Linked DNA regions of Homo sapiens: region 2 is linked to region 1. A link is a loop called in an ENCODE intact Hi-C map of the cell type or tissue named here. Cell type or tissue: K562. All regions are shown on one strand. Each heading gives the region's core, and the rest is flanking DNA. Links, peaks and the distances in the headings are about the cores only. Region 1 overlaps ST7 (suppression of tumorigenicity 7). Region 2 overlaps COMETT (cytosolic oncogenic antisense to MET transcript).

Evidence for each region. Hi-C counts contacts between places; a loop is a spot of excess contacts. Peaks named below come from ENCODE experiments on the same cell type or tissue, not always from the same donor. Only the 100,000 strongest peaks of a DNase experiment are listed, where the experiment ranks them.
Region 2: a loop joins it to region 1, with 2.3 times the contacts of the local background. A loop is called at or near these places in 6 of 110 quality-filtered maps.

The regions. Positions count from the first base shown.
Region 1 is chr7:117,109,264-117,125,736 of GRCh38, reverse strand. It overlaps ST7 (suppression of tumorigenicity 7), which reads right to left. Exons shown (of 16, transcript NM_001369598.1): 3 at 6,017-6,176. It overlaps ST7-AS2 (ST7 antisense RNA 2), which reads left to right. Exons shown (of 5, transcript NR_109981.1): 3 at 7,284-7,386; 4 at 7,754-7,836; 5 at 13,070-13,445. Among named protein-coding and RNA genes, the nearest start is that of ST7-AS2, 28 kb to the left of the region's middle. RefSeq lists enhancers at 14,890-15,109, 15,150-15,229. In K562, for the core only: a CTCF peak has its summit at 6,098 (motif pointing right); a DNase peak (open chromatin) is centred at 6,106.
Region 2 is chr7:116,581,048-116,597,520 of GRCh38, reverse strand. The region is part of intron 2 of COMETT (cytosolic oncogenic antisense to MET transcript); the gene reads left to right. Among named protein-coding and RNA genes, the nearest start is that of CAV1, 64 kb to the right of the region's middle. RefSeq lists enhancers at 9,085-9,184, 13,737-13,836 and a silencer at 15,941-16,390. In K562, for the core only: CTCF peaks have their summits at 5,572 and 8,329 (motif pointing right); a DNase peak (open chromatin) is centred at 8,350; H3K27me3 peaks cover 670 bases.

The sequences.
Region 1 (16,473 bases), core at 2,769-10,768:
AAAGGGTGCTAGCTAAAGTTTCATTGGCTTGTATTATAAAATTAACCCCAAGCCAGTCAATTTCTGACAAGTGATTGTGCATATGTTTATTAGCTTTGATATCTCAGAAATGAATACCCAATTCTCTACATTATTCAGATCAATTTAAAGCAATCATTATTAGTAAAAATATCCATATTCTTAAATAATTAAGCTTTAACTGTTTCATAACTTCAAAATGTTATTTTGAAACAATGATTAGAAGTAAAGGCACAAAAATATGTAGGTAGCTTTCAATTCAACAAATATGTTACTATCTCAAATTCTTTATGAAATAACAAAAGATATAAGTAAATGTGAATTTTAAGACCATTATTTTGGCCTCCTATTCAAGATAATGTACCACTTTCTTCAAGAATACTGTCGAGATGGTTAAATCTGTAACAGCATCTGTCATGCACTTCTCATTGGTCATTTTTCACCTAAGTCAACCAACCCTACCAAATAATGTGGAAATTATGAAATAACTTTACTAAGTAAGTGTTCACTAGCTACTAAAACTATTTTAGGTATTATCATCATTTAACTGGAGACCTAATTTGTACTAGAGCACAAATTTTAGTGTCAAAGGATTTTAAAAAGATGTGAAAAACACTGGCTAAGATAATCACTTTCAACACATCCATTAGATTTTGGTGAGTTTACCCTCATTAAGACTATTAGAGAGCAGCCCGAAAGGTCCTTGACATGTAGCATTTTGCAGTTTTGCTGAGGGATATATTTGAAATGAAAGCACTGAATGGCCTGGATATAAAGAGTCACTCAGCTAGTGAGTAAGCCCGGCTGACCACAAAGCCATACCTCCAAGTGACTGCCATTCTCCACAGTCGTATTTGTAGAGAAATCAGCTCATCTGGGCACACTGCCAAATGGCTGTCCTCTGACCTGACATTTCCACATGACCTCATTTAATGCTGAAATGACTTTATGCAGTAGACATTACTGCTATTCCCATGTTTGCAGATTAAGATACTAAGACATAGCAAAGTTAAACAACTTGCCCAAGGTCACACACAGAAGATTAGGACCACATCTGTCTGACCCCAGAGCCCGAGCTGTCAACCACTGGCAATCCTGCCACTGAACTGTTCCTACAGTAAGTTAGGTTAATGTCACTTCAGAAATAATGTCATCCACTGCAGTACAGAATTTTACTAAAATTATTATTTTAATTGCTTAATAATTATGTTAATCTTGGTTTATACACCTCATAGAGGTTCTGGACAAGGTCAATTCAATTTTTTAAAGTGCTTAAGAACTTGGATTGTGAAGTAAGACTACCCAGGTTATCCGCCATGTGACCCTGGACAGATTACTTCACCTTGCTATACCTCAGCTCCCTTAACTATAAAAGAGAGATAATAATAATATCTGCTTCCTGGGGCTATTGTGAGGATTACAAGAGACAATATCATATAAAGCTGATAGCAGACACTAAGAGTGTTAGTTATTATTATTGGAACCAAATGGCTTCTTATCGATAAAATTATTTGTTCTAGTGCTATGAAAATTTGGGACCGACGAAGGTCTTGAATATATTTTTTTTACTCTACCTAAATTTCTACATCGCCATTGTTTTTCTTTATGATCTGAATTTAATCAGCACTTAAATTGCTTCTGGCCATGTAATAAAATTTAATTCAGAATTTAGAATATATACATTTATATAGAATTATTAAAATTATTTAGAATTTGGAATATACATATATACTTATGAAGATTAAAAGGAGATGATTCGTGACAGGAAGCCAAGTGACTATCCAGTTTGTTTAAAGATCCAATTCTATGCAAGAGGCTATTAAAGTATCTCAGAGAATTTAAACTTGACTTTGGCAGGGATATTTTTCATGTGACAGAGCACTCTCCACTTTTCCCATTATCCTGAAGAAGGTAAACACTGCAAACCTTTGTCTTTATGGCATCTTATTTGAGAACAAGGCAAATTATCAAACAGATGTTCCTATAAACTCAAATTCAGAATGTTACTGGGCCCTTTTAAATGCCTATTTATCATCAGCTCATAAACTAAGCTGAATTAAGAAATGGTAGTGAGAAACATGGTGATGTGGCAGAATATATCAGCAGGGTTTATCAGAAACTGCATATCTGAGAGGAAAACAGCAGTTTAGCTCCCAAATAAAGCAAAACCAGTGGAATGGACACAAATGCTAACTTCAGCCAAACAATCTGAAGTTTGAAGTAAGAAACTGTATAATTAACTACATTTCTCCACTGGCCCGCAGATAAAGATCACTGCAAATTGTGAGCAAGTCTGCATTCAGGCCACTTTGTACAAATCCAGAAGTTTAAAAATATATGCACAATCTGCCTGTAACCATAACAACCTTTCTCACTCCTCACTCCACCACCCCCATCCCAAGTCGTTCTTAGGTAGGCCATGTTTTTCAGCTTTTATTCAAAACAAATTATTCCTTAAGGAAAGAGCTACACTGAATTTTCATATAGAACAATGTTTATAACTGATATTTCCCCTTTATTCTTACTTTTTTCAATGATTTTCTCAAATAATCAATAAAATACCATTACACTGCCTTTGCCAACATCCATGAGACTTTGTGAGCCATGTTATATTTCATGTACAATTCAGCAAAGGGCCATCTTATGATGCTCCAAGAAAATCAATAGATTCACCCTTCTGTTATTAAGGCAATAGTCATTTTATTATTATGAAGGCAATGGGAATTTGTAAACAAGTTTAAGAAAATACACTGATAACCCTCAGCTTTGGACCTTCTTGATACTTAGCATTTGAAATGAGACTATGAAATAGAAAGTGATTAAAAGTAGAGATAAATTCAGACAATGTACCTAATGTACCCTTTTAGTATTTTTCTTATTCAAAAATCAAAATCACCACAAAAAAACAGAAACAGCAATGGTATTATTCCAGTGGTATCTGGCACTTCCAAACTAGCATACATGTTTGTTTAGCTGAGTCAGCCAAATATCAGAAGCCCAAATGTCAAGAAGTGGGCAGATGGAGACCTAAATATACTTAAGACAAGTTAATTTCCATTTTTCTAAGGATAACTATTTGAACACTGTTATGATACCAGAAAATAAATGCTGTTATCTATTATACAAGAAATGAATGGAAATATAGAATGCATAGTAGGCACTCAGTAAATACTAGTAGATGTTAATATTAAATGAATACTGGTAGATAATATTATCATTGAACTAGTAATAATATCCAAAAGCTCAGTCTTAGCCAAGTAAAAAATACAAACAAAAGTGAGAATTTCCACAGGTTATCCTCAGTGAATGAATTCATTTCTTCCATGATAATTGCAGAACCTTGTGTCTAACTAGATCTGATCACATCACTCCTCTGTTTAAAAAGTATCATTGGTTCCCATTCCACTGAAGATAAGGCCCAGGTTCCAGATTCCTTAGCACAGCATGAGCTACTTGGCAACTTTGGCTTCTGTCACAATCCAGTCCCTTTCCCATATGTCCTGTTTTCTAGTCACATGAAGCCAATTTTTATTTCTCGAACATGCCATGTTTCTCATGATGCTCTGCCTACAAGTCTCCCTTTTCCCTTATTCATCCATCCAAATCACTATCCAAATCAAATGTCACCTCCTGGGAAGCCTTCTCTGATAGTCTGTACACTATCTCTCTACTTCCATTAATCTTTAATATTTTTACCTTTAGCAACACTTACAAAATTGCATTATAATTTTTAAGGCACGGCTTTATTTCTAGCTTCTTGTAGCATCCTATTTCTTTGAAACTCAATGAATCAATGCATGAGTGCATGCAAGGCCTGTACTTTCTCCTCTTATAAAACAGGTGGGAAGAATTTCCTAGCTCAGTCTCTTTGTCACCTCAGTAAACATTTTCTAAGTACTTCTTATGAACCTGGTCTTGTATAGGTTTTTAAGAATATGATTTTTTTAAAGGCAAAGTTCTTATCCCCATGGAAAACTCTGTCTATTGAAGGAGACAAAGTGGTAAGTGCTCTGGTTGCATGAGGAAAACATACAAATCTAAGGAAAACAAAGGAGGAGATCCTGACCTAAGCTGGGAAAAGTAGTTTGCCCCTTTAAGGAGAGAGCCACCAGTTCTAAAACATGAAGGATAAAGAAGAAATTTAAAAAGCCACATTAGGTTTTTTTCTTCCTCTCTAGAATAACCCATCCACATTTCATAACTGTCTAACCAGGTTATAATTATCAAGGATTAGTGTATACATAAATTTTGTTCCAGATTTTAAGTCAATACTCTTTTAATAGACTCTGCCAGCCAGCTATGAGTAGTACTGGACACCTCTTGGCACAATTTATTTTATCCTAAAGGGTACACATATAAAAGATGGCATTGCTCAGCCAGGTAACAAAATTGTCTGAGACTTTGTAAACTCATCCACTCTCTGAAAGGAAAAGAGACCTCACCAAAGCAAAACATTACTTTATCCAGCTAGTATAATAAATGCTGTTTATTATTCTAATGAGGAATCTTGATCATTCAGTCACCAGGCATGAGCAGTGGTGGATAACTGCTACCACTTTGCAGGTGCTGTGAATATCCCACAGATTAATTGTGCTCTTGTCTGACTTGAGTCACTATAGCCTTTGAATGACAAAGAACATTGTAGAAAATTAACAAATTGAAAACAGAAACCATCCTCATTAGAGATCATTTTTTATAGTGAATACATTTATATTTTCATTGAAGTTTCCCTTCTCTCTCTACTTGATCTAAATCTCTTGATATCATTTCTCAATGCAATGAAGAGTTCATACCCTTCCCATTGTCCCTGTTATTTTGCTGTCTCTCTTAGTGGATGCCTTGATTAAGCCTTATTCTTTATATAAATGTTGATGCTATTCTTAGTGCTGTAACAGCAGCTTTGTTTCAAAGAAATAGTAGACACTGCAAGATGCTAGAGATACTACAATAAAGCCATACCTTAAAAATTACAATGTAATTTGATGTGTTGCTAAAGGTAAAAATATTAAAGATTAACAGAAGTAGAGAGATAGTGTACAGACTATCAGAGAAGGCTTCCCAGGAGGTGACATTTGATTTGGATAGTGATTTGGATGGATGAATAAGGGAAAAGGGAGACTTGTAGGCAGAGCGTCATGAGAAACATGGCATGTTCAAGAAATAAAAACTGGCTTCATGTGACTAGAAAACAGGACATATGGGAAAGGGACTGGATTGTGACAGAAGCCAAAGTTGCCAAGCAGCTCATGCTGTGCTAAGGAATCTGGAACCTGGGCCTTATCTTCAGTGGAATGGGAACCAATGATACCTTTTAAGCAGAGGAGTGATGTGATCAGATCTAGTTAGACACAAGATTCTGCAATTATCATAGAAGAAAATGAATCTATTCACTGTGGTCTGAGAAACTATGGACAAGGAAGCTATAGCATCAGGTTGGGAACACTGACCTAAATGACCATTGGTTAAGTCAAATGGGAAAAAATAACATTAGCTCGGCACAGTGGCTCACACCCGTAGTCCCAGCACTTTGGGAGGCCAAGGCGGGCAGATTACTTGAGCCCAGGAGTTTGAGACCAGTCTAGACAACATAGCGAAAGCCCACTCTACAAAAGATACAAAAATTAGCCAGGCATGGTGGTGCACACCTGTGGTCTCAGCTACTTGCTAGGCTGAGAGGTAGGAGGATCACCCGAGCATAAGAGGTGAAGACTGCAGTGAGCCAAGATCATGCCACTGCACTCCAGCCTGGGTGACAGAGCAAGACTCTCACATAAAAAAAAAAAGGAGGGTAAAATTAATAAGATAAGCATTTCCTTTCCCTAGGATGTTTATACCCTCCCTCTCTGATACAGGTTGTCAACTCCATGGGAAAATGATCTGCATTTTTCTCTGAAGCCTAATGTTTAAATAACAACATTCTTAATCTCTTAGTATGAGTAACAATAATAATTTAGTAACAGTAAGCAAATAATATTGCAAACTGAAGGAAATTCCATACCTGAGACACTTTGCCTATTGGAATCTGAGTCCCCGTTACTGGAATTAGAATTGTTGGAAGAGTTGTTGTCAACCCCTCCCAGAAGGGGGCGCAAGTGGCTTACTGAGACTTGTTCAATGAATGAAGTTCCGTATTTGCGAAAATACCACCATTCAAATATCTAGAACAGAAAAATAAGCGTGTTTATGGTCACTGTTATCATTTACGACTTCTGTACACATGCCCATAAAACATGTTACATTTACTAATTCCACCTTAAGTATATTTTATTTCAAAAACTGTTTATTCTAAAAATTAGATTTTAGTAAATTTAATAATAACATTTAAAATTCTCAGTGTGGTTTTCTCTGCTTAATACTGGTTTCAAAAAACTATAACATCAATCATGGATAAAAGAACACTGTTAAGAACTGCTCAATATAATTTTTCTCCAAATTTATATATAATATTCAAATAACAAAATCACCATAGCTGAAAGACAATTCCAGAAATGTATATAAATAAGTCAGTTTTTGAAATACGGCTTATGAAATATTCCAGTTCTTTGCACTTTATATTCTGATAAAAACCATACCTCTGTAAAATGCTTAAGAGCAAAATCGGGGTAGGGGCGGGGCAGGAAGGAGTGGGGGTGCTTGGTAAGACCTCCTTAAGGAAATACTGGTTTTACAGAACAAAAGAATGAGCTGTATCCCGTTTCCCACATGGATAGCACCCAGCCACTGAGGTTCAGCATTATTCCACTTGCAGAGAAGTGCTCTATAAACACAAGCATCTGTTGTACACCATTAATGTTTCCTAGTTCACAAGCCTACTAATTGTTATGTACTGTGAATTACAAAAGGGAAAAGAAGTAACTTTCAGTAATGAAAGAACAATGATGCTTACATGATTAGACTGAAGTCAGGACCTCCTAAGCACTGGAAAAGCAAGTGACCTCCCCCAACCCTTCTTACCTGGGATCTCTGCCTCTCTACAGTGAACACTTCCTACCACTGCTCAAAGCGGTTCTCCCCCACATCTTTTTCTCTCCTCCCTGACTGGGGGTTTCCTTAGGCAGTCACAAATCATTCCACAGAAGAAATTTAAGAATCAATCATATCCCAGAGTCTCATAGGATAGCTACATTTTTATAACATAAAATGTGCAATTAACATAGAATTACCTTTACCCTTACTTATTCCATAAAAACAAGATTATCTACCCTGGAATGGACTTTGGGATATAATTTTAAAACTGATGTTTTCCCTGTTTTGTTCTATTAAAGATTTCTAAAAAGATATAAGGAACATTTATGAATGACCAGAAGGAAGTATTAATCAAACGAAATGTTTCCAATCCTATAACAGGACACCTTGATTTAATCCCAGGTAGTTACTCTTTTTGACTATAGGTTGAGTATCCCTTACATGAAATGCTTGGAACCAGAAATGTTTTGGATTTTGAATATTTTCAGATTTTGGAATATGTGTATCACACTGGCTGAGCATCCCTAATCCAAAAATCCAAAATCCAAAATGCTCCTATGAGCACTTCCTTTGAGTGTCAGGTCAGCACTCAAAAAGTTTCAGATTTTGGAGCACTTAAGATTTCAGATTTTCAAATTTTTAAAGTGCTCAACCTATCGTGAATTATCACATGTTAAAACATCCAAGTATTTTCTCTGGGCAGAGACGGGGGAATATACTATCAAGTTAAGAAAGGACAAGACTAATCTGTAACATTTGGAATGACTAGGAATGGGATTTTGCATAAAAGAAGAAAGCTCAGGAATGATAAATTTACACACCATGGATCTAGAAGGGAGTCTATAACCCCAGGTGAGTTATTATCTGAACGTCGGTTTCTTCAACTGTAAGTGGAAATCATATTTGTTATTTATCTCAAGGGTCCTGAATTTTCATACTAACCCCATGTAAAACACCTAAGTCGGTGCCTGCTGCAGTTGGTTTTCAAAAGTAATAGCAAAGCTGCCATTTACTATGTTAATGATGCACATCCCTCCCATGGGCAGCACACCTCACATGCTGCCATGAGGCACCCCACTTTATGCCAGTCTATAATTCAGGTTACTACAGCATTTTGCCTGTTACTAGACAGTTGGTAGAAAGTACTGTAAATCATCATGATGAAGGGTACTGCTCACTGTACAATCCTGACCACTCAACAAGGCCCTCAATAGATTCATGGCTTTGCATTTATTAGAAGAGAAGACTCCAAAGGACCCAGAAAATTCTGTGCCCCAAGTCATTTTTCTGCTTTCTATATTGTGCTGCTGGAGCACCTGCCAGTCCTTAGTTCATTGATTCCATCACACAGCACTACATGTTCCACACCAATCACAAGCGGTGCTCCAGGATTACAGACTTAGCCCCTGCCACTACAAGTCTATGTCACAGATCCATAATACCTCTCACAGGCTCCTGGCATGCCTGTACCCATCACACACACACAAACCCTGGGTTTCTTCAGATTTCTCAGTTCTTCCAGCAGAATCATAAAGTGTCAGCGCTAAAAAGGACCTTAAAGGACTATGTAGAGTCCACTTACAGATGCAGAATGAGAACTACCCATCAAGTTACAATGACCTGACCAAAGTCACAGAGCTAATTAAATAGTCACTTAGCCTAAAGCCCCTACTCTCTGTCACTATCTTACCAAGGCCCTCTATCAAGACTTTATAGCTCCCTTGCTTCGTATAAACAGACAGATGTAGCCTATCATTCCTTTTTTCAAATCTTTACTTCCAAGTGCCCTCTGACACTGTCCCTCTGTGCTTTCCTAGTTATAAAAACCAATTCAGAAGTAGTAGTCTATCAAATGGGACCAGATTATTCATCCTAAGGTAAAAAATGACTCATATTAACTGGACATTTGCTTTGTAATAGGTGATAGACCTTCTACCCAGTATTTCTAATGCAGTAATAATAGACCTCAGTAAAGACTGGGTTATTCATGCAGCTGCTTGGGGAGGAAAAGGAGGGCCTTCTCAGGTCTGTCATATCACTGCAATAGTACAGCCCCTGCTGTGTACAGAGAACATAAGTATAAAGATGGACCTCTGCTGTGTACAGGGGGCACTAGAATAAAAAAGGACCCCGTCCTTCTAATAAATATTGAATGAACAACTAGGAAAGAAAGAAGGGAAGAACTCAAAGCCTTCTGAAACTTCAAACAGTGTCTTCATGTAGGGTCTTAACATAAAAATCTTTCCCTTATCCTGAAATATGTCAGGCTTTGGGCGAGCACCTCACAGTATTTTAAAAGAGCTGCACAGATCCAAATGGGCAGATGGTGTTATTTAATGCGCACATATTTGGTGTCACTTTGAATTCTTTTCCCTGGTGCATACCTACAATGTAAACAGCAAAGCTCTCATAAACAAATTTAGATTTTAAAAGCACTTCTTGGACATGCTAGTAGCTCAGTGGGCCTGTCACAGTGGAACAAAACAGTTTTTGGTCTGACAACCAAAAAATTAAAATATAAATATGCATTTCATAGTCTTAAAAACTTAACCTCTCCTGCGCTTTTTTCCTGTTGATGCTCTGCCCCTGAGAGGGTCAAGTAAGACGAGAACTAAAAAGTATCAAGCTGGTTTGGGATTTAGGAAGTCAACAGGAACCTTACCATTTAGTTTAAAGGCAAAACCCCTTTAAACTAGATAGCTGGGCTATGTGACCTTGGTTGCTTTTCTTGATTCCTTGGGGCTTAGTTTTCTAATGTGTAAAATAAGATCACTGTAAGCATTCAGTTGATGTTGGATGAAGAGATGGAGAGAGAAAGGGAGGGATGACTAGAAGACTGAATGGAAGGATATTTGGAAGGTTGACTGGGTGGATGATAAGGGCTGGCCTGGTTGATGTAACAGGAGATTGTCTAAATCAACAGTGGGATCAATAAAAGGTTTTGTGTTCATTTTGTTTTTTATGAAAAAGAGAGGTTCACACATGTTTGTGTTAGGGGAAAAAAATCCAGTGGAAAGAGAGAAACTGATGGTGGGAAAGAGTACAAATTACCCAGAGACATGATCCCAAGTCCATTCTGCCTTTAAAAAGTAACCTACCGGCTGGGCGCGGTGGCTCATGCCTGTAATCGCAACACTTTGGGAGGCCAAGGCGGGCAGATCACCTGAGGTCAGGAGTTCGAGACCAGCCTGGCCAACATGGTGAAACCCCATCTCTACAAAAATATAAAAATTAGCCAGGCGTGGTGGTGGGTGCCTGTCATCCCAGCTACTCGGGTGGCTGAGGCAGCAGAATTGCTTGAACCTGGGAGACGGAAGTTGCAATGAGCTGAGATCGCGGGACTGTACTCCAGCCTGGGTGACAGAGTTAGACTGTGTCTCAAAAAAAAAAAAAAAAAAAGTAACCTACCACTTCTCACTTCTTGCTCTAAGATAGGAAGAAAGAGAAAGAAGAATGAATAGGGGGAGACATTCTATTTTGGAAAGTAGAGTGTGATATGAGCTGTTTCCCAGGTTAGAAGGCAATAACTGGATAAAAACTGGGTGACACTGATCTCAGTGGAGGTGCAGGTTAGGTATATCTTCTGGGAATAAGGGAGGTGGGGATGGAATTGGGAATGAGAGGGCTGAGGAAGTGGTTTGGACCTATATCTTACAAGGCAGAAGGGCCAGAAGCTATACTCAGGGCCCAGATCGTATTTAAAACAAAGATCCATTTGGCAAGGACCCAGTTACCAATGCCCAGTGAGCTCCTTCATTATTATTTGACAGAAGCAGAAAGGATAACCAAGGAGCACTGGGGCTGGGAGCTGGGGGCAGAGACCCAGGTTTCCAGCTGGCCTAAGCTTCAAACTTGTCTCATATTTACCTGCAGGGAACAAAAATCAGACAAAGGAACAATAAACAAGGCCTTTCCATCAATCTTGCAGACCTAAAAGTAGACTCTTTGTTCAAGATGCCTAGGTTCTTCCTATCCAATAAGTCCTCCTCTTCTTTTGAATTGCATATTCTATACATAAAACACTCCATGTGTCAGGAATTTCCCTATGCCCTATTATCACACTCAAAAATGCCTCCAGATTTCCACACAGCAAAAGCTTAGTAATTCCACACCAACACCATTAAACCCATGGGAAATAGAAAGATGTCAAAGCTTGAAACTGGCTAAGTGCTTCTTAAGAATTAAAGTAGACAATGATGTCACAGGAGGATAGATACAGTGATGGCAGAGACTGAAGAAGGAATACGAAACTTTATGGCAGTCTACTCCTAGATAGAAAGATTGCCAAATCAACACCTGCTCCAAGTCTTCAAAAATATATCTGGTGGTAAACAGTTTTTTTTTTTTTGGCAAAAGGGATTATCTGGGCTTAAGAAGATAAACCCAGGCAGTTGGCATGTGTTACAGTAATACCTGTAACATTTTTAGTTTCTTTTTTGATCCTAAAGTATATTCTTTTTACCATATTGACTCTTTCAAAGTCCTTCCTAATTCCTCATGACAGATCAAACTTTTTTTTTTTTACATTCTTGGTTTCTGTATATTTTGTTTAGGAATATGGAATAGCAACTGAGTGGGTCTTGGCCTCCTGCTTCCTAGATCTCAGCCAATCCCTCTGCAGCCACCTGTTCCCCTCAACAGTTGCGGGGGCTATGTAAACTGGCACTCTGCCCTTCCACCCGCCTTTGTGGCCACCTGTTGCCGAGACTTTAAGAAAACACAGGGAAGTAAGGCTCTCTTCAAGGTCAACAGCCAATGGTCCATCCCCACCTCAGTGTCTCTAAGTTCACAGGATGAGATTTTCCACCGCAGCATTAACTACTATGGCCTAAAAGGGAGGGTAACTCTCCTGAACAAAGCCCTGGAGACCACTGAGAATTGGGAAAAGCCAGCCTGTGTCATTCATCCCAAGCCCTGCCAGCTGTCCTCTAGGTCCCTCCTCTAGAGATTCTAATTCAGTTGGTCTGGGTGGTGCTCAGAATCTATCATTTTAAACAAGCTCCCAGATAATTCTGATGCAGTCAGTTTCATTCATTCATTCCTTGGATCTTATGTGCATTTGACAAATATTTTCTAAGTATTTACCCTGGCATTTCATATACAGTAGCACACAGAAACACAGATATGGTTCCTGCCTATTCTAAAGAGGAAGAAGACAATAAACGATCACACAAATGAAATATAATGATAAATGTGCTAAGCATTGGTCTATGTTCTAGGCTGGACAAATCTGGCCTAACCCATGGCCAATTAGAAAAAGAAAAAATGTTTCCTCCAAAGAAGGTTGCAGTCTTCCTCTTCTCTCTTTCTTTTCCTTTTTCTTTTCTCTTTCCCTCTCCCCACTCTCTCCTTCTTATCTACCTGACCCACTTCTGTGTGTCTGTTAAAATGAAAATATCAACCGCTACACCCTGCTGCTATCCACCTTCCCAGGCAAACCTTATGAGAGGCAGAAAGATGCTAGGGCAGAGTGGTGGAAATTTAAATTCTAGTCTTCACTCCATCCTTACCTAGCAAAGTTTCGTAGGTAAGTCACAAGTTTTCTGAATGCCTAGTCCTTAGGTCTTTACTGATTTAAAGTGGATTGCTTCTGAGCATTCCTGCCTCAGCACTGCAACTATATGACTTTCAAGTCTCTCAATTTGTGCTGAAATGCAAGCTGAAAAAGCCAAAATGGCAGTTTTGTCCCTTTATCCGCCATTAGCTCATTCACCTTCTTCACTTCTGCCATATCTTATCATTAATCTGTTCTACCCAAATGCTGAAATCCACAATCAGTCCACGAGAGGTATCAATCTACTTTCTTTGCCTGACACGGGGTCCCCTGCAGAAGATCATTTACTTCCGTGGTGAACACAAGAAGCTGTAATTTGACAAGGTTAAATGAGCCTATTTCCTCTCATTGTCTGCAGGCTCCCCAGCCATCTGGCCCTCACAGCATCTCTCTCATTCTTTATTCTAGAGTCAAGAGACAAGGTGCTTCAGAGATGACACAGCTTGACATTTATGGGCTGCTTCCCACCCCAATCCCCCAAGAGCCCTTCTAATCAAGTTTCCCTGTGTCTTTTTCCACTCTTCGTTCCAGAATCACCATTATTTTGGGTGATCCATATGGCTATCAATTAAAGTGCTACCTGAGTGCTGTTCAACTTCTTGAGATGGATGAAAAAGGAATGAAAGGAGACATAGCAATCTTCAACTCCGCTCCTTTACTTTTGAATAAGAGGTGATGGAAGGCAAGGTCAGAGAGATCTGGGTTCAAATCTCATGATTTAACTGCTATATAACCTTGGCCAAATTATTTAAACTTTGTGTCTGTTTTTACTTAGCAATATAAAGACACTGGTCATACCCACCACTCAGAATTTCAATCAGAACTAAATGAAATAATATATGCAAAGTGCTTAATATAGTACACCTGGCATGGAGTGGTAACTCAATAAATAGATCTTTTGTTATAACTCATTCCTATTCAATCGTCATCTGCTACCACTTTCCCAAAAACACACTTCTTTTACATTTAATCCATGAATTAATTATTTTATTTACCATTCTGATTTTCTCCATTTCCTGTTCTTGATTCTGACTTCTAAAAATTATGCTCTGGATGCCTCTTAAAAATACCTCTGTTATATATATATATACACACACACACACATGCATATATATGTACATATATGTATATCTATATACATATACACAAATATACATATCCTGTATCCTATTAAAATGTGTATTGATCCCTATATCCAATGAAATACATACACACACATTTTAATAGGGATATAGGAATCTATGTATAAATGTCAATGCAACATACAGAATTGTATGCATTCTATCAACATTTTGAGATAATTAAGGGGAGCATTTTCTGCACATATCCACCTTACCACTCTCAAAAGCGAAGCAAAATCCAGAGATTTTCTCCACTATAATAAACACTCCCTGCAGAGGCTGGGCATGTCTTTGCTAGCAGATAAGACTAACTTGGCAGGTCTGGACTGTGATGACAGGTGCAGTTCTTGTGGATGGAACTGGACTGGGATGGGAAGGCTTGTGCCAAGCAGGCAGAGGGGTATCTTGAAATTAAGCAAGGGAAAAAGCTGGATGGATGGGTATAGGCATAGGAACTAAAAGGGAAGAGTGAGCTAGATGGTATAACAAAGTCATTGCTAGCTTTCACCTTGTGAACTAAGAAGTATTAGGGATATCTAATAAAATATACACCTGTTTATTTTTAAGTACATTGTATATCTGTTCAGTTAATTGACTTTTTCTTTACAGAGGAAACATCAGGGTTTTTCTTTGTTTTTAGCTCTCTCTTCCAAAGAAATCAAATTTAATTTGATAATTTTAGTCTCCAGCATAGAAATCCTGAGGCCCCCAAATAATCAATTTCCCCAGGGTCAGCCGTGTACTTTAAATGTCCATGGCAGGCTCCTAGGACATTGCTTAGGTGAGAGCAGTTAGGTAATTATCTCCCTGGGGCCAGGAAGCAAACTGCTAAGCATTTCCATGCACACAACTATTTTGCAGAGCACCTGATCCTTTACCTCAATGCTGCCTCTCCCTGAAATGCACTCAGCAGAAAAGGATAGTGGCTGAATAGAAACCTTACCCTGGGTTCATTTCGAGGCCTGGCAAAGCTGAGTCCCTAAAGGCTAGGCATGTCAACAAGCTCTAAAGCAGGAGCCTAAAGCTGTACACACTGTAGTTATTTAGCTCTCACTACAGACCAGCATTTTGAGAGAGACCTTTCAAAATGTTCCTACAGGAGAGGTTTTCCTTTGCTCAAAGTTTCCTATCAGTCGGAAGCATCCTCTGCTTCCTGAGAATGCTGCAAGACAAATGTACCATAAGATAGCCCAGCAATGATCATCCGGTTCAGCAGGGGCACAGAAAACCTCACCAGCCCAGATCTGCAAAGGCAGCCAGGCTCTAGGGAAATCCCTTTATTGCTGTTGGGGCTTCCCCATCTTTGAGTTAAAAAGGAAAACAACCATTAGGCCTAGCTCACCAGAGTGAAAGGAAACAACCCACACGGAGGTAATTAATTTATAGCCTGTGAATCTACACCACGCTACTGCTAGAATAAAGTCCAGACCTACCATTTGTACAGCAGGCTAGAAAAACAGCTGACCACAGAGGCAGTGAAATGAGTGACAGAGTGCAGGCTGCCTGCACAAGATGGCCTGGGTTCCAACCCTGCTCCTCCATTGCTAGCTGTGTGACTGAAGGCAGGTTACTAACTGGCCTATTCTACCTATTGAGCCTACCTGTAAGTAAAAAGGAAACAACCATTAGCAATGACCCTGTTGTACGGTGGGGAAGAGTAAATGAGTTAGCATGCAAAGTGCTTTAGATCAGTGCCTGGCATCATCTAAGTAGGTAACAGTCTTCAGTGACCCTCCTCTGAGAGGAGGAATGTATAAACAAAAGACAAAAGCCTACCTTTCAGCATCAGAGTGAATTACTGGTTTCAGTATGAAATTGTATCCAGAAAAGTTCTTTTTTTCTATTTGCTTACTTAAAAATATTTCCAAGATGTTTTGAATGAAAATGTTAAAATACTATTGTAAATGTAAATGATAATCATCAGAGGGAGACTTGTAATGCCTTCCCTTCTCCCTCCCACAAAACATATATGCTAAAAGATTGCCATGTTTGGGGCATATATTTAGTAAGAATTTACCAAGCATTTTCCCAGTCTGAAGTTGCCTCTATTTAGGAATATTAAGGTAGGTTTTTAATCATAAAGGGGTGCTGGATTTTGTCAAATGTTTTTTCTGCATCTATTGAAATGATCATGTGATTTTCATTTTTAATTCTGTTTATATGGTGTATCACATTTATTTACTTGCATATGTTAAACCATCCCTGCATCCCTGGTATGAAACCCACTTGTTCATGGTGAATTATCTTTTTGGACATGCTGTTGGATTCAGTTAGCTAATATTTTACTGAGAATTTTTGTATCTACGTTCATCAGAGATATTGATCTGTAGTTTTATTTTTTTGTTATATTGTTTCCTGGTTTGGGCATTAGGGTGATACTGGCTTCACAGAATAATTTAGGGAGGATTCCTTCTTTATTTTTTGGAATAGGGTCAATAGGATTGGTACCAATTCTTCTTTGAATGTCTGATAGAATTCAGCTGTGAGTCTATCTGGTCCTGGACTTTTTTTTGTTGGTAACTTTTTAATTACCATTTCAATCTGTTCAGACTTTCAATTTCTTCCTAGTTTAATTTAGGATGGTTGTATATTTCCAGGAATTCATCCATCTCTTCTAGGTTTTCTAGTTTATGTGTGTAAAGGGGTTCAAAGTAGCCTTGAATTATCTTTTGTATTTCTGTGGTATCAGTTGTAATATCTCCTATTTCGTTTCTAATTGAGCTTATTTGGATCTTCTCTCTTCTTCTCTTGCTTAATCTCACCAATGGTCTATCAATTTTATTCATCTCTTCAAAAGAATTGGCATAGAAGGGA
Region 2 (16,473 bases), core at 5,184-13,183, 530 kb after region 1:
CACTTCTATGTTGTAGCTCCAGGAAAATCAATAGGTCTGGGCCTTTAAATATTTTAGATACTAGCAGAAAACTTTGAGCGTCTCAGGGAAGGGAGACTGAGGTTGGATGGAAAGTGACAGGTGGTGTTAGAGTCACGTGCTGGGGACCCTCCAACTTCCATAGGAAACTGCACGGATGGAAAGCAGAACAAAAATACCAACCTTACCTGTTGTTGTAAGGACTAAATAATACAAATAAATACGTATGTAAAGCGCCTAGCATAGAACTTGGCCTGTGTAAGGATCTCAATTAATATTATGTTCCTTTTCCATCCTTTTCCCTTTCTCATCTCTCCCTTCTTCCTTATGGGGGAAAGATCTCTGGGATCAGACAGACCTGGTTTTTGAACTCTGGTTCTTTTATTTGGTAGTTGTGAACTTGGGCCAGTCTCTTAACCTTTCTGAGGCTTAGTTTGGTCATTAGTGAATAGTTTAAAAATAGTTTTTTCATTTGTTTAGTAAAATTAAAATACAGCTTTAAAATGGAATAAAATAACATTTCCATCCCTTTTCTAAATCTTTCTCTTATCTTCTCTTTTCTACACAGAACAAAAATCCATGGTTGTTTTGTAGTTCCAGTTTCCAGGGGAATTTCACATACATTCTCCTCTACCTTTCCTGATTGGCACTGTCCTTGACAAGCACTTCTTTGGGACGCCTATGTTTCCTAGACTGAATTCCCCCAAATCTTCTTGACTGAACACCCAAGAGGCCATACTCACTTCCTTCCTTGATCCAGGAAAAAAAATCAGCTCCTGTCAATTTTGGAATGCATCCATTTGAGGCCCACTCTGCCTTTGTGTTCATCATTTAACTTCTACCTCAGAGGAACTAGATAAGCTACATGATTAAACTTAGGTATTTCACCTAGATGGCCAAGGTATATTACCTTCAGGGACACTAAAACAATTACCTATCCTACATGAAGCACCCAAGTTCTCAGCATATGTCATGGGTAGCGTTAATTGGGTGACCAGGAGCTGAAGGGGTCCCTGTGGTGAAAGCACATAAGCACAAAAGCTCAGTCTAGCCTTAGTGTATACCTGGCCCCAAACCCAACACTCAAGCATTTCCTTGAACTAGGAGCAACTCCACTCCAGAATCAGTGCCCCATACTGGTAGAAATTCCACTCTGATGTTCAAATTCTCTATCTGAAACCCTTGAGTAGTTGTAGGGATTTCCATAGCTACCCTGCCATTGGATCAGGTTTGTTTCATATCATGTAATTGATACTAATGGGAAATCAACCTGGTGCCTTCATTCTAACTCCCTCCCGAATGCTATTCTCCTGAGATAGAGCAAATTACTGACTTTTCCAAGCAGTTCCTCTTCCTTTTATTTTGTTGTTGACCTCAAGGAAGAGTCTTCTAAGTATTCAAATGAAAAGTTGTGGTGCACAGAATATATTACAATGGCATTGATATGGCAGACACTGCCTTGCATGTGAATAGATGATTTTATTATCTGAGACTATTATCTAGATTCCTCTTATAATGACAGAGCTCAAATAAAGGAAAGACAAACTTTACACACACACACACACACACACACACACACACACACACACACACACACCCCTTGGACAGAAACCAGCAGGTGGGAAGAAACCTGCCCACTCTCTCCAGTTCCTTCTTATTCTACCATTATGAATTGAAGAAGGCTTTCCCACTGACACAAGGGGCACATGCTTTGAGGTCAATACCCCCACTTCAGGGTGTTCTGGAACTCCCATGTGTTAGTAATAATGATTAGCAGAAGGTAATTTAGGACTAAATGGCTCTGTGATTTTTAACTCTCCAAAGGGAATTAGAACAGTAATACCCAGGTGATATTGATTAATAGATTGCCAACCCCTGAAAGATAAGTTTCAGGTGGTATCTGCATATTTTGTCCTTTGTCTGGATCTCAGGAAAATAAACAGGGAGACATTGGACAAGAGAATCAGGAATTTAAAAGGTACTGACAGCCCTGATGAGCCAAGTCTTTTCAGATGAAAGGAGATGGTCATAAATGTAAAAATCTGTACTTGGGCTCAAAAACCCAATTCTAAGGGGATTGAATTGGGAAGACGTATCTTAGCAATGGCGTGTGCGAGGAAGTCTTTTGTGTCAAAAGGATGATAACGTTGTAGCTATGTAGAAAGTAAATAGCAGAAGGGAATGGTTCCGATTTACCCTGAATTGGTCACATGATACCTGTGATACCTGTGATACTCATCACAAACTCAGAGAAGCACAGGGACAGGCAAGTTGCAGCCAGCTCGGAAGAGAGTGACTAAGATGTTGACAGGGCTTGGTATCATGTCATGAAAACAGTCAAATAAACTAACGTAGCTTGGGCTGGAAAGGGAAGACGCACGCACATGTTAGTGTCCCAGTTGAGAGGCTGTTAATATGGAGGTTTAATTTGAGTTGTTTTGCTTGGCCTCACATGGGTGATAATGAACAATGCATAGGGCTTCAGGGCAATAGATACTTGGTTTACTTTAAGAAAGAGTGTTTCCTAACGAGATCATGAATGGTCTGAGATGTGGTCAATTTTCTGACATTGTCAAATTTTGTCTTGAAATTGGCCATAGTGGGAGTATTTACACCGGGAACCAGTGGCAAACACTACTTATCAGGGCTTTTTGTACTCTCTGGAGAGCTGGTTCTTAAACATTTACCAGTGGAACCATTTTAAAATATAGATATACTTTTATATGAACTGCAGTAAAACCAATTGAGCTGAAAAGCCAATTAGAGTAGGCATTTAGGCCTAGGAAGTGTGGTGAGACTAATGAGTTCTAAGCTTCCATTGAAGCTGGAAATCCTGAATATATGCTTCTAACATTTACATGTCTAATTTAATATTTGTTTGTTACTGGTAAGACACAATCATCATGATGAGGAAGGCCCAAACCCATTTTTGCATATGAGATTTAAATGTAGATCTGGGTAATTTAGTAGTTTGGAATAGGTAATGGAATTGCATTTTACTGTGGTCGTTCTGAGTTCCAGTTCTTTCCATCCACTAAGGAGTGGTACAGGAGTGTGCTGGAACTCCTCACAAATGCAGGTGAGAGCTGAGAGTTGACTTTGCACATCTTTTCCCAACTTTGCCTTCAGAGACTTCACATCGGCAGCTTCAAATTGGCCGTAGTGGGCTGGGCATGGTGGCTCACGCCTGTAATCCCAGCACTTTGGTAGGCTGAAGGGAGCAGATCACCTCAGGTCAAGAGTTCAAGACCAGCCTGGCCAACATGGTGAAGCCCTGTCTCTACTAAAAATACAGAAATTAGCCAGGCATGGTGGTGGGCTCCTGTAATCCCAGCTACTCAGGAGGCTGAGGCAGAGAATCACTTGAACTCGGGAGGCGAGTGTTAAAGTGAGCAGAGATCACACCACTGCACTCCAGCCTAGGCAACAGAATGAGACTCTGTCTCAAAAAAATAAATAAATAATTTAAAAAAAGAAATTGGCCACAGTGGGAGGGAGTATTCACACCATGAACTAGTGATAAACACTACAGATCAGGGCTTTTTGTACTCTCTGGAGAGCTGGTTGTTAAACATTTACCAGTGGAATCATTTTAAAATGTAGATATACTTTAATATGAACTGCAGTATATAAAACAGATAGAAGAAGAATGAAGCTAGCAGAACGTGCCCTAAGCCATACTCACTTAGCTTCCTCCCTTGCCACTGCATGTCCTTGCCCCTTGAAAGGCTCTGAGGCACCTCTGCAGCACCCTGTAACACCATGGGATTTAAAACCTCCGGAAAAATAATCCTTTCAGCTCACGCCGGGACTGTATTCTTTTAACTGGTATTTCCCTTTTCCTAGATTTGGGAATACAGACATAAAACAGCAGGGTTTCCCTCAGTTTTATGAGATTGTTTTTCAATAGAATGCCAGAGGGATCAGTTTGAGAACATTGGAAATCTGATTCCTCTAAATACAAGAAAAAATGGTCATAGGAAACAGTGAGTTTCCTCACTTTGTCAATGCTCTTGAAGCAATTGTGAGTTTTCTCTTGTTGAGATGCAAGGCCAGCCCTGGGTGAAGCCAGAAGTTTATGCGTTATAAGGGCACCCCAGACCTTTCCATTAGCATATTACCTTTCTTTCTTGGTTAGACTAGGAACCTGATGCTCCGAGGGAGTAAGATTTGGTGGAATGTTGTAAAGTATTCGGGGGTAGGAGGTAAGAAAAGGAAACTTTATATGATCCACAGATTTTTGGATAGGTTCCTAAAAAAAGGGTGTTGGGGGATTAAAAAGTGGCTGCCTGAGAGGACACTTTGTCTACTTGCTTTTTTGAACTGCAAGGCCTGTTCCGTGAAGTGCCTGAAAATGGCTATAGGAGGATCACAGAGGCTGTCAGGCAGCCGGAACGTAAGTCCAGGCAGCTTGTGTGAAAATCTTGAGGTAACCCTGATGTTTCCAGGGGCCCCCAGTGTTCCTAAGCTGGAGAATAGGAGCATGAATGCCATGACTGCTGCAAAACTTATCAAGCAAAATCGACAATTGTCACTGCTTGTGGAATTCCCTTTCTGTTAAAAATGAACGTGATTTCATGGGCACATATTTTGGTGTAATATTTTCATGGGAATTCTTCTTGTGCTCTGAATTCTGATTTCTTTTAATCTTACCCTTCCCATTTTCCCCAGAATGACAATGGATTCATTTTCCCTTCAAGGTCTTCTAAATCTATCACCTCTTTCCTTGACTTTGTCGCCTGATTTCCCTTCTATAAAGTTCTCTTCTTCAGAGGGAGGGGCAGAGTCACGGCTGGCTAGATTGCGGTCCTTATCTCTGCCCACACTCCTTCCTGTTCCCTTCTCTTGCCAAGCTTCCCTCTTCACTCTGCCCTTAGCTCCAGACCTGGCTTTGGGCTATGAGCCTGTTCTGCCGTGTGTCCCTCAAGCCAGTCCCGTCTCCTGATCAGCAGTGCCCCAGATTCGCTCTTTCCTCCGACTAAACCCATCCCCTTATCTCCCTCCTCTTCAACCTGCTACGTTGCTTGACAATACAGGGGTTAAATCTTTATTTCTTGCCTTTCATTTGCATCCTTTCCTTAAATTATCTAAGGCAAAGACTTTTTAATATTTGTACTGGAGCTGTGTCACAGTAGCGATGTTAAGCACACATCAGAAGATGAAGTATAATGCCACTTTAAGTCTCTTTAAGAGACTTAAGAGGTTAAGGAGAATTGAACATTTTGGCTTCTTCTCAAATGCAGAGAACAATTAAAAGTGTCCCCAAATAATTAACAGAAATTAATTTAGACTTATGAAAAATAAATATTATTCTCTTCTTAGAAGAAAATCAGAAGAGATCAGAAGCAGGGACTTAACTGATTATATAGCTTCAGTTCCTGAGGACGACCAAGTCAATCAAAATTATCATGCCATGCCATTTTGCAATGGATTTAATTATTTCTAATCAAATAATGGATTTATTTGCAATGGATTTGATTATTTTTAATCAAGCAGAAAATCTCCGAGTTCATCAGGTTTAGCTTTTCAAATCTGATGATCTGACACCTAGTGTTAATTTTGAGTACTGCTAAATATTTCACATAAAGTATACAGTACATTGAGTCTCCGTTTTTTATTCCTTTTCGTTTCTTCATATAACTTGAGAGATGTAGTCAGGTTACCATATAGTCTCAGGATAGATGTAGCTTACTTACTGGTGTTCAGAATGCGCAATGCGACCTGAAGTCAGGAAGCTGGGTCCTATCGTTGTGGGCCAACTGTTCCTATGACCTTGGGCAAGTTACTTTCCTCTTTTAGTCTGTGTGCCCTCAGTGGTAAGATGAGAATGACGGAACATATGGAATATATGATTTATCTCTAGGTCTTTTCCAATTCTGGAACCCTGTGTGTTATCTTTTTAAAGCAATAGTTATGTATGCCAGCTCTATTTTGAAGCTTGGAATATGTTCACCCAATAAACCAGAAAATGAAACAGTTGTTACTTGGAGGTGTATGGCTATTCTTTCACTATGTGAAATTCCTTCAAAACATGTTATAACAAAGAATTGAGACAAGATTTTGATGATTTTTAGTAACGCCATCTAATGGAGCTTTGGTTATCATAAAAATATTCTAGCTCTGTGCCGTCCACTCCTTAACCACTAGCCACATGTGGCTACTGAGCACTTGAAATGTAGCTAGTGAGACTGAAGAACTAAATTTTAATTTTGTCTAATGAAAGATTCATTTAAATGTAAGTAGCCACATGTGTCTAGAGGCTGCAGTCTTAGATAATATAGATTTATAGTGTATGGAAACATGAAAATTTCTTGATGAATTTGGGGGTGGTATTCACCAATATACTTAATTTACTTTCTTTACTGATTGGCTGTATATTAATCTTGTTATTTCACATTGACCATTTCCATTTTTGCCTGAATTCACCATACAAGTGCTTTGGGATTGATTCCATAATTGTGTTTTCTCTCAGGGTTTCAGCTATGTAGGTCTGGTTTAATTGAATTTAAATAAAGATGCTTTTTCTAGTTCACAAACAAAGATTGAAACATGCAAAACATTGAGAACATGCTGTCATGCTTAGTAAGATAAATTTCAAAGCCTAACCCCTGCAGTTATTTTTCTAAGCTAATTCTCTGTATTTGAGAGTTCAGGTTTAAACAAAAGCTAGGAGTGTCATGAGATATAAAAATATGTTATTTCCTATTTGTTATGGTGTCTAAAAAAGATAAAATACTTAGACAATTTCCTTAAATTTTATTTAACTTAACAAGTTAGCTTTCTTGTTAATGGGTACCAAAACATAGTTAGATAGGAAGAATAAGTTCTAGTGTTTAATAGCAGAGTAGGGTGACTATAGTTAACAATAATTTATTGTATATTTCAAAATAGCTAGAAGATTTGGAATATTCCCAACACAGAGAAATAATAAGTGTTTGAGTGATAGATATCCCAATTGCCCTGATTTTATCATTACACATTGTATGCATTTATCAAAGTTTCACATGTACCCCAGAAATATGTATGGTCATTATGTATCAATAAAAAATTTAGCTTTCTTAAAATACAGACTTTCTTTTTTTTTTCTTTGTTAAAAGGATAATGGTCTCATTCAAGGATTTTAATAGAAACCTCATCCCAGTTGACTAATTCCAAATTATTTATCATTCGCTATGTTTTCTTGTGTGCTCTTGCAGCTAAAATAAACTCCACTCATTTAACTCTTTCATTAGCATATACTCTGTCGTGATTTCTTCTGTTGCCTTCATTGAAGAGACTAATTCCTTCTGATAAACAACTTCTCTAACACACACACACACACACACCCCTCTAAGACTTAAGGCTTAAGGCGACTGGGAGCAATTTATTACATTGTTGTTGAAAGCATCTTTCTTAGTACGATGCATATGCATGGAAGGGAGGTCTGGCCTAAAATAAGTAAAATGACATGTGATTTATAAAGGTTGGGTGTAATATCTATAATTAATTTTATCTTTTTTACACCTAAGCCCACTCTGCCCCCAAACTTCTGCCTTATTATCAAATTACTGTGCAAAAAAAGAATATCACTCCCATATGTACGTCAAATATTCAGAACTAGTTACTTTGTACATTTTAAAATGTAAAATCCATATGGTTTTCTACCATCCAATTAAGGGATAACCCTTATGTATCCAGAAGAAAAACAGGTAGAAATGTCACCTAAGTAAGTGTTTAATAGTATTATACAAAAATAATTAATATGTTAAATAATGGCCACAACACACTATAAAACCCTGCACTGCCTTCTGAAATGAATATTAAATTTTATTTATGAGAAGTTCAGCATTGTGGATGTGATTGAGTTAAATTTCTTAAAAACTGCTGAAGTTCTGTAACTGTACATGATAGTATGCTCATAATTTTTTTCAGAATATATGATTAGACAGAATATCCTAAGGGAAGTCTCATATACCTACTTTAATTCCACCACCTGAAGGACAATATGAGTTGCCTCTTCTCCCTGGTCGTATTAAGGAACCACAATTTGAAAATGATTTTATCAGCATGAATGCTGTGATTCTGCATTCATTAGAGTGACAAACATTACTCTGCAGATGAAAATACAAATTCTTTAGTAACAAGAAATTCCAGACAGGAATATTGTTGTGCCTGCATATTATACTTATTTATTCCATTAATCTATCCAGATACTTATCTTTTTTCTAAAGAGTAATGTCATTAGTATTGTCTTCTACAGAGTCTTCAGTGATTAAATACACTTATTTCTATGCAGCTTAGTTTTATATCATAAATGTCCAGTAGATGGCAGTGCATGCACTAGAATTCACAGAATATCCTCTCAAACCCTAACCACAGCTATTTTTTAAATCTGCATTTTGGAAACATTGATAAGGTCTCACACAATAAGATTAAAAGTCAGCATTAAGCACTGGCTTCTTATTTTTAGCCTCAGACAACCAATGGAAATGAAACCTGTATCTACATGTTTTATTTCATTGTGTTTGAACAAGATTTTGGCACAATAAAAAAAAAGGGAAATCATTAACTTAAAACATCCTCAAACCCTGAAATGATAAATGCAATAAACCAATATTCTGTAAGTTTTCTTGAATTGTCAGAGGGGGGCAGACTGGAGGGTGTGATTTGCGGATAGGATGCTGCCCTTTAATATGAGTAGCAAAGTCCTGGATAATGCTTGTCCTAGAAACTGTCCTTGTGTGTTGAAGACATAACTTGTAGATGATGTAGGGAGGGTTATTGTTAAATACTGAAAAGTGGCTGTCATACAGGCTTCCAGTCTGATTTGTCAACGTGAAAAACTTGGAGGGCAGTGGGGAGGCTTCGGGAGGGAGGGAGGGAGGGAGAGAGAGAGAATTGATTTTGTTTTCCCCTAAAGGAGAGGAAGTGTCCAGGGAAGCTCTGCCTTTGTGGTTTTTCTTGTGTGCCTCAAAACACTTAGGCAAGATAAAGAACCTCTCTCACTCTACTGGGTAGTAGAGAGGAAGAATCATTGTTTCCAAGAGTCGATGCACTGAGAGCATCCACTAGGCGTTTTGTCAGGCCAGAAATAAGCAAGTGCTAGGCAGCAGGATGTGGTGAGGCCACTGGGTCAGGGGAAGGTTGGGGAGAGCCTGCTCATAATGAAATGACTGGGAATGTACCAGCTGAAGTCCCTGACTCTGTTTGAAACCAGGATGCATACAGCATGGTGTAAAAGAGCATGGAGTACAAACACAGGGAGAGTGAGAGGAGATTAAGCAAGTGTAAGCCAAATCTCCACACCCACACTCACTGGACCCTGAATGCTCTTCTCCTCCTCTAGTTTTCACAAGGCCATCATCTTCTTGGTCTTCAGGTCTCAGACTTACAGTAAATATTTCTCCAATAAGTGAATGAATGGATGATAATGCAGAGAAAATTAACATTCCAATCCCAAGAGTTTGAACGTACAAAAGAGGCAGGAACTACTGCCACGATAATGGTAGCAGGAGGAGAGAGCTCCTCTGTGGGGAGGGTGGCTCTGTGTCCCACTGTACAGAGGCACGGTAGTCAGGATGAGAACCTAAGAAGAGCTCAAGACAACCTTACTTCTGGGTGAAGACTCAAAAGAATTGAAATCAGGGCCTTGAAGAGATATCTGTACCCTCGTGTTCATAGCAGCATTATTCACAACAGCCAGAAGGGGAAAGCCACCCAAATGTCCGTGGATGAATGAATGAATAAACAACATGCAGTATATACATAGAATGGAATATTAGCCTCTAAAAGGACATATGTATTAGTCTGTTTTCACGCTGCTGATAAAGACATACCCAAGACTGGACTGGGCAATTTACAAAAGAAAGAGATTTGCTGCACCCATCAACCCATCATCTAAGTTTTAAACCCTGCATGCATTAGGTATTTGTCCTAATGCTCTCCCTTGCCCCCCACCCTCAACAGGCCCCGGTGTGCAATGTTCCCCTCCCTGTGTCCATGTTTTCTCATGGTTCAGCTCCCACTTATAAGTGAGAACATGCGTTGTTTGGTTTTCTGTTCCTGTGTAAGTTTGCAGAGAATTATGGTTTCCAGCTTCATCCATGTCCCCACAAAGGACATGAACTCATCCTTTTTTATGGCTGCCTAGTATTCCATGGTACATATATGCTATATTTTCTTTATCCAGTCAATTATTGATGGGCATTTGGGTTGGTTCCAACTCTGTGCTATTGTATATAGTGCTGCAATAAACATACATGTGCATGTATACCTATGTAACAAACCTGCACGTTCTGCACATGTATCCCAGAAGTTAAAGTAAAATAAAAAAAAAGAAAAGGCAATTAGAACCAAAAAAAAAAAAAAAAGAAAGAGGTTTAATAGGCTTACAGTTCCACGTGGCTAGGGAGGCCTCATAATCGCGGTGGAAGGTGAAAGGTACTTCTTACATGGCTGCGGCAAGAGCAAGCTTGTGTAGGAGAACTCTCCCTTGTAGAACCATCAGATCTCACGAGACTTACTCACTATCGTGAGAATAGTACAGGAAAGACCTGCCGCTATGATTTAATTACCTCCCACTGGGCCCCTCCCACGACACGTAGAAATTGTGGGAGTTACAATTCAAGATGAGATTTCGGTGGGGACAGAGCCAAACCATATCAATATATATTCTGATACATGCTACGACATGGGTGAACCTTGAGGACATTGTGCTAAGTGAAATAAGCCAGTCACAAAAAGACAAATACTGCTTGATTCCACTTGTATGAGGTATCTAGGGTAGATAAGCTTATAGAAACAGAAATTAGAATGGCGACTGCTAGGGACTCAGAAGAAAGAAATGGGGAATTGTCCAATGAATAGAGTTTCAGTTTTGAAAGATTAAAAAGGTTCTGGAAATTGCTTAACAATGTGAATATACTTTACTAACTGTACACTTAACATGGTTGAGAAGGTAAATATGTTATGTGTATATTTACCACAATTAAAAAAATGTTAAACAGGAAAAAAGAGGTCAAGAGTAGATCATGCAGGGCAGAGTACGTTAGCCAGCATCTCTTTGGGGCTGAGGTTTCTTCCTATATAGTTCAGCTTTGTTTAAGTCTTAGGGATTTATGCATTTTTAGCTCAACACTCGTGCCACCTATGCTAACTGGGCCTTGACCTTACAATACTGCCATCTTGCCAGTTTTGTTAACGGAGGTGCTGCATCTCTTAAAAGGCGCTGGCCTGTTGCCTGTAGGGCTGGGGTCCTGCCTTGTTCTTGCAGTTCCTTTTCTTCTTTCACTTTATCCTTGTGTAGCGGTGGAGTCTAACCTCGAGACCCTGACTTCCTGTTCATTGACTTTCCTAAAGATAACCCCTGCCTGCACTGATTTCCTGGACTATCTGTTCCAATTACAGTGACCAGCTGCCCTGGATTACTGAGGCTGTCCTGATTTTAGCTCTCCAAGTCCTGTAACCTGGGAAATACCTCAGTCCTGGGGCAGTTTAGGGCAGTGGGTCACCCTCTCTGTTACCACCCTCTGTCAGTGTTTCCTCGGTGTTTGACCCTTCAAGTCCTGTCCAGGGGCCCTCAGTGGCAAGGGTGATCCTGGCCAGGGTGCCAACTACACAGCCTGGAGTACTAGGCTGTCCCCAGAGCATACCTAGAGCAACTGATACAGGCAGGGAGGATGAGGAAAAGCTAAGGATGTGGAAGGCATTGAAATTCAAACATGGGAAGTCAAGAAGAGGAAACTCGGTGCTAAGAACTAACATTTAAGAACTGTGCTGATATTTTTATGTGAATGAACTCATTTAATCCTTGCAATCTTATAAATTAGAGACTATAATGATCACCATTTACAGGTGAGAAAACTGAGACAGACAGAGAAGAGGTAATTGTTTATACTGGACTTCGAACTCAGATCATCTGATATGAACTCAGTGGCCCTGGGAGCTTGAGAACAGACTGATATCTGGTCCCACGCCTAGAAAACCTAATGTAGTTGGCTTAGGATATGGCCTGGGTATTGGGATTTTTATAAAATCCCCAGGTGATTTTACTGTGTACCTAGGGTTTTGGAACCATCACAGTTTATAAACCTGGCTTTCTAATAGCTCCTCAATTCTACCTTCCATAAAGGTGAAGGTTCAGAAGACAGGCAGAGCTGGGGAAGTCAGGAACTAAAGGTAGGGCTGGAAGCAATGAGAAAAGTTTCTCCGGTGGTTTCCGTGAATACAGCTGCATGCTGTTGCTTCCTTCTTTTGGCTACTGACCATGGGTAAATCAGACAGGTTTAGATATACCTGGTCAGGACAAATGCCACTGGACCGTCTGTTATCTCTTGACGTCTTTTCCAGTTGTCGTGTCCTACGTGCACATGGGGCCGGGTGTGCCTGACTTTGTACCTTCCCTTTGCATCTGGGCTAGATTAACATCAAACCCTGGCCCCTTCCAGAATTCCTGTCTTCTAAAAGTTACCCTGCCTTAAGAAAAAGACCTTTCTCATCCAACTCCATGACTTTACCCTGTGAAAAGAGCCAGAACCAGGATGTAGATTTTGAGGTTTTACTTGAGATGGGAAGAGTTTACCATGTCCTTGGAAAAATGTATTAGTTATGCATGCCTACACGAGTTATTTATAAGCCTGTGTACCATTCTTAAGTAGCTAATTCCTTTTGTTATTTATCCAGAGAACCTCTCCAAGGTACTAAGAAAGTAGAAACATCCACACTTTGGATGGTTAACTCAACATTGACATTGATTTTTGAGACATTGACATTAACATTGATTTTTAGGCAAAATAATGGAAACTACCAGGCCCCTAGTGCCACAGACTCTTCTCACAACCCTGGGTTTGAGTACTTCCTACAAACCAAATATTGTATAGTAGTCCTGGAACATGGCCTATCTATAATCAAGAAAACCAGGTGTTACAAAGGTCTAATTTCCGATACATTGAGTAAGAATCCAATTCCTGTCAGTGGATGCAGGAGTTTCAAGAAACTTCATTCTTCTTTTGGGGTCAAACTTAAAAGAAGTTTGAAAATGCAATCAATTTCAGATTTCCAGTCACTTTGTTTCCTAAAAAGTTAGAGTTTGTTTTGATAATCCTGTGGTACTGATAGAAATACAGGGATAGATTAATTTTTTTCTTTCTTGGTCTTTTTGGGCCAGGAGAAGTTTTTTGAGACAGCTTGCTGGGATGGGGGTGGAGGTGGCTCTGGTCATAGGACAGGGTGAAGCCCTGGGTGGTATTTGTGAGCCAGTATCAGCAACACTAGTACTGGCCAGTAGTAAGTGAAATGTTAGCAAATCACAGTCACAGGATAAATTCAGCCCACTGCCTATTTTTCCCCCAATAAAACAGTTTAATTGGAACACAGCCATGCCCATTCATTCACCTATTATCTCTGGTTGCTTTAGTGCCAAAATGGCAATGTTCACTCATTGTGACAAAGACCATATGACCTGCAAAGCCTAAAAAATATTTGCTATCTGGTCTAGAAAAAGTTTGTTAAACTCTGTAGTAAGCTATTCACAGAATTAGAAGAGAATTGGTTGAAAAATATTCAACATGTCTATATCAACTTTTGGGAGTCAAGACCTAACTCAAAGAGGCCACCTGTTGGCTTGAAAGTGGCACCCCTGCAATTTGGAGTCAGTTCCTCAAAGGTTAACAGCAGTGAGACACATGCTGGTCTCCAGTTAGCACTTACAGTTTCAGTTTCAAAAACTCATTGTAAAAATAGGCTTATGTTTTTCAGAACTCGATGGAAATTATGAACTAGTATTTGGTACAATTTAGAATTTTGTGCTAGCAAAAAATTGCTCATTGGAGACCTCCTAGAAAATATTGGAGACCTCCTAGAAAATGTTTCCAGGACTGTTGTCTTTTTATTCAGCCTACAGGAATGCTTGACCCTTTCTTTCTTTCTTTCTTTCTTTCTTTCTTTCTTTCTTTCTTTCTTTCTTTCTTTCTTGCTTTCTTGCTTTCTTGCTTTCTTGCTTTCTTGCTTTCTTTCTTGCTTTCTTTCTTCTTTCTTTTTTCTTTCTTTTTTTTTTGGAACTCTGTTGTCCCCTTGGGTCTCATCGTTCTCAGATTTTTTTTTAAACTAGTGAGTCAGACCCCTGTTACAATGAGAAAAATGTTCAGTCTCACAGTCTCTTGCTATCGTGAGAGATGGCACTGAGGCGCAAAGATGTCACTGGATGAACTAAATATAGTCCCAGCAATGCACTGGCTCCCAGGCCCATCCACTCTCTGTAGAGAAGGGCTGCCACATGTCACAAGCCTCCTCCTCTTTCTTTGCCCTGTGCTTTTTACATTGCTCTGAGGAATCTTTCCCCTCAGGGTAGAGCTGATGAAAGAAACATTCCTAAATTCCCTGAAGACATGCTAGACTCGAGAGCTGCATGAACCCTTTTCTGGAGGAAACTCACTGATTGTGGTGACCAAGCAGCATTGGGAGCCTCAAGAAGCCTAGTTAGAGCTTGTTTTCTTTCCTGTCTTTAACAAATTCGCTATGCATTTGGGTGGCTGCACTTAGCCCTGTGACACCACAGGGTGGAACTTTGCAATTTGCTTCTTGGTACCAATGAGTTGGGCAATGTAGTTTACAGGTTAAATGATGGGAATGGGCAGTTCTAATGACATTAAAAATATTGATGGGATAAAATCACATGGGAGAGGGATGAAACAATACTATATTTAAACCAAAAAAGGATTGTCCAGCTGATTTAAAATCTCCTCACTTGTGTGCGGCTGGTGTGCTTAGTCTTCTCAGTGGTTTCCATGAGAAGGTAGGATCCTGAGTTGATGACCCTTCTCCTTACTGACCCCCTCCTTCCTAGGAATGGAGCTTAGACCCCATCCTGCAGGAAGACAGCTGCCCCAGCAGAGGGAGGATGAAAATTATGGCTTTTCCTCTGACTCACTGTGCGACCATGGAAAATTCCTGATTACAAAACATGGAAGAGTCAAAGCTTTTCCCTTGAGAAACATCTCCTGTGTCTCCCACCCTTCTACTCACCCACGTATCTCAAACTGTCTCCTTGGGCAGTATGGAGAGCTGGGACCTCCACAACTGTGAGAGGGGAGCAAGCTACAGACAGCTGGGGTCACTTACTTGGCTGGGAGCCTAGCTTTGGTCGTGGGTGACTGTGTTGGATAATGTAAGTCCAGCTGCTATAACAGATAAACCTTCAAATATTAGTGGCTCACACAATGGAAATTTCTTACGCATGGAAAAGTCCATTAGTGCTGGAGGGTGGGGTAGGCTGTGGGCTGTGGGGGATGGTACTTTCCTATGTGTAGTCTTTTTTTTTTTTTTTTCAGACAGGGTCTTGCTCTGTCCCCCAGGCTGGAGTACAGTGGCACGATCTTGGCTCACAACAACCTATGCTTCCCGGGTTTAAGTGATCCTCATTCCTCAGCCTACCGAGTAGCTGGGATTATAGGCATGAGCCACCATGCTCGGCCTCTGTGTAGCCTTTTGAGGACCCAAGCTGAGAGATGTTGTGTCCTTTCAACATGGGGTTTTCATGGATGCCCTTGGTCTAGATATCCAGCTGACATATAGAGGAAGAGTGTAGAATCACACATGAGATTTTTATCATCCAGGTCCAGAAATGGAGCACACAATTTCTGCTCAGATTCTAGTGCCAGATCTTAGGCACATGGTCACTGCAAGAAAGGCTGGGAAGTGTTGTCTAGCTGTGTGCCCAGGAGGAAAGGTAAAAGATTTTCATGCATAAACTAGCCAGTCTCTGCCTCAGTGGCCAAAGTCCACTTCTCAGCTTGGCTGGTATTAATGTCAAGACCCTGCTATGTCAAGCACAGGTGCTTTTCTTCCAGGAATTGGGAGTCTTGAAGTCAGATGATGAGTTGTACCTGCTTCTAGGAGAGTCTCTTTAGTTTGAAGAGGCCAGTGGCAGAGACATTGAGAATAGGGTTCAGTCTTCTGGGCATTACTTGGAAGAACCAGGCAGTGTTGCAGGATAGGAAGGTCACAGCCAAATGATCTGGGCCCAAACAGGTTCTGATCCTGGGATAAGCCAGAGAGATCTCAGCAACTCCAAGGCAGAAACTAGGTCATGATTCCTTGGCTAATAAAATCAACTGAGAGAGAAGCTGTAGTCTGGGCTCTGGATAAGTGCTCAGGGACAAATGATCTGGATGTGATGTGTACAGTCAAATTCTAGGCCATACCACCTGACGGAGGGGAATCTCTGTGCTCTGCCAGACTTGGTGGAACTAAGCCTCCACTTTCTTCAACTGTTTGGGGTTGAGGAATGCAGAGTCATACACACCTGTTTTCTTTTTCCTTGAATCTGGTAGACATAGTGGTTGAGTCCCTAAGCCAGAAGTCAGAGAGATCTCAGGAACTTTGTGGCCTGTTCCACCACAGATCTAAACCTGTCTTGGTAATTCCATCACATTTGCTTGGTGAGGTAACTTGGCAACCCGTGAGCCATGAGCCCCAGGT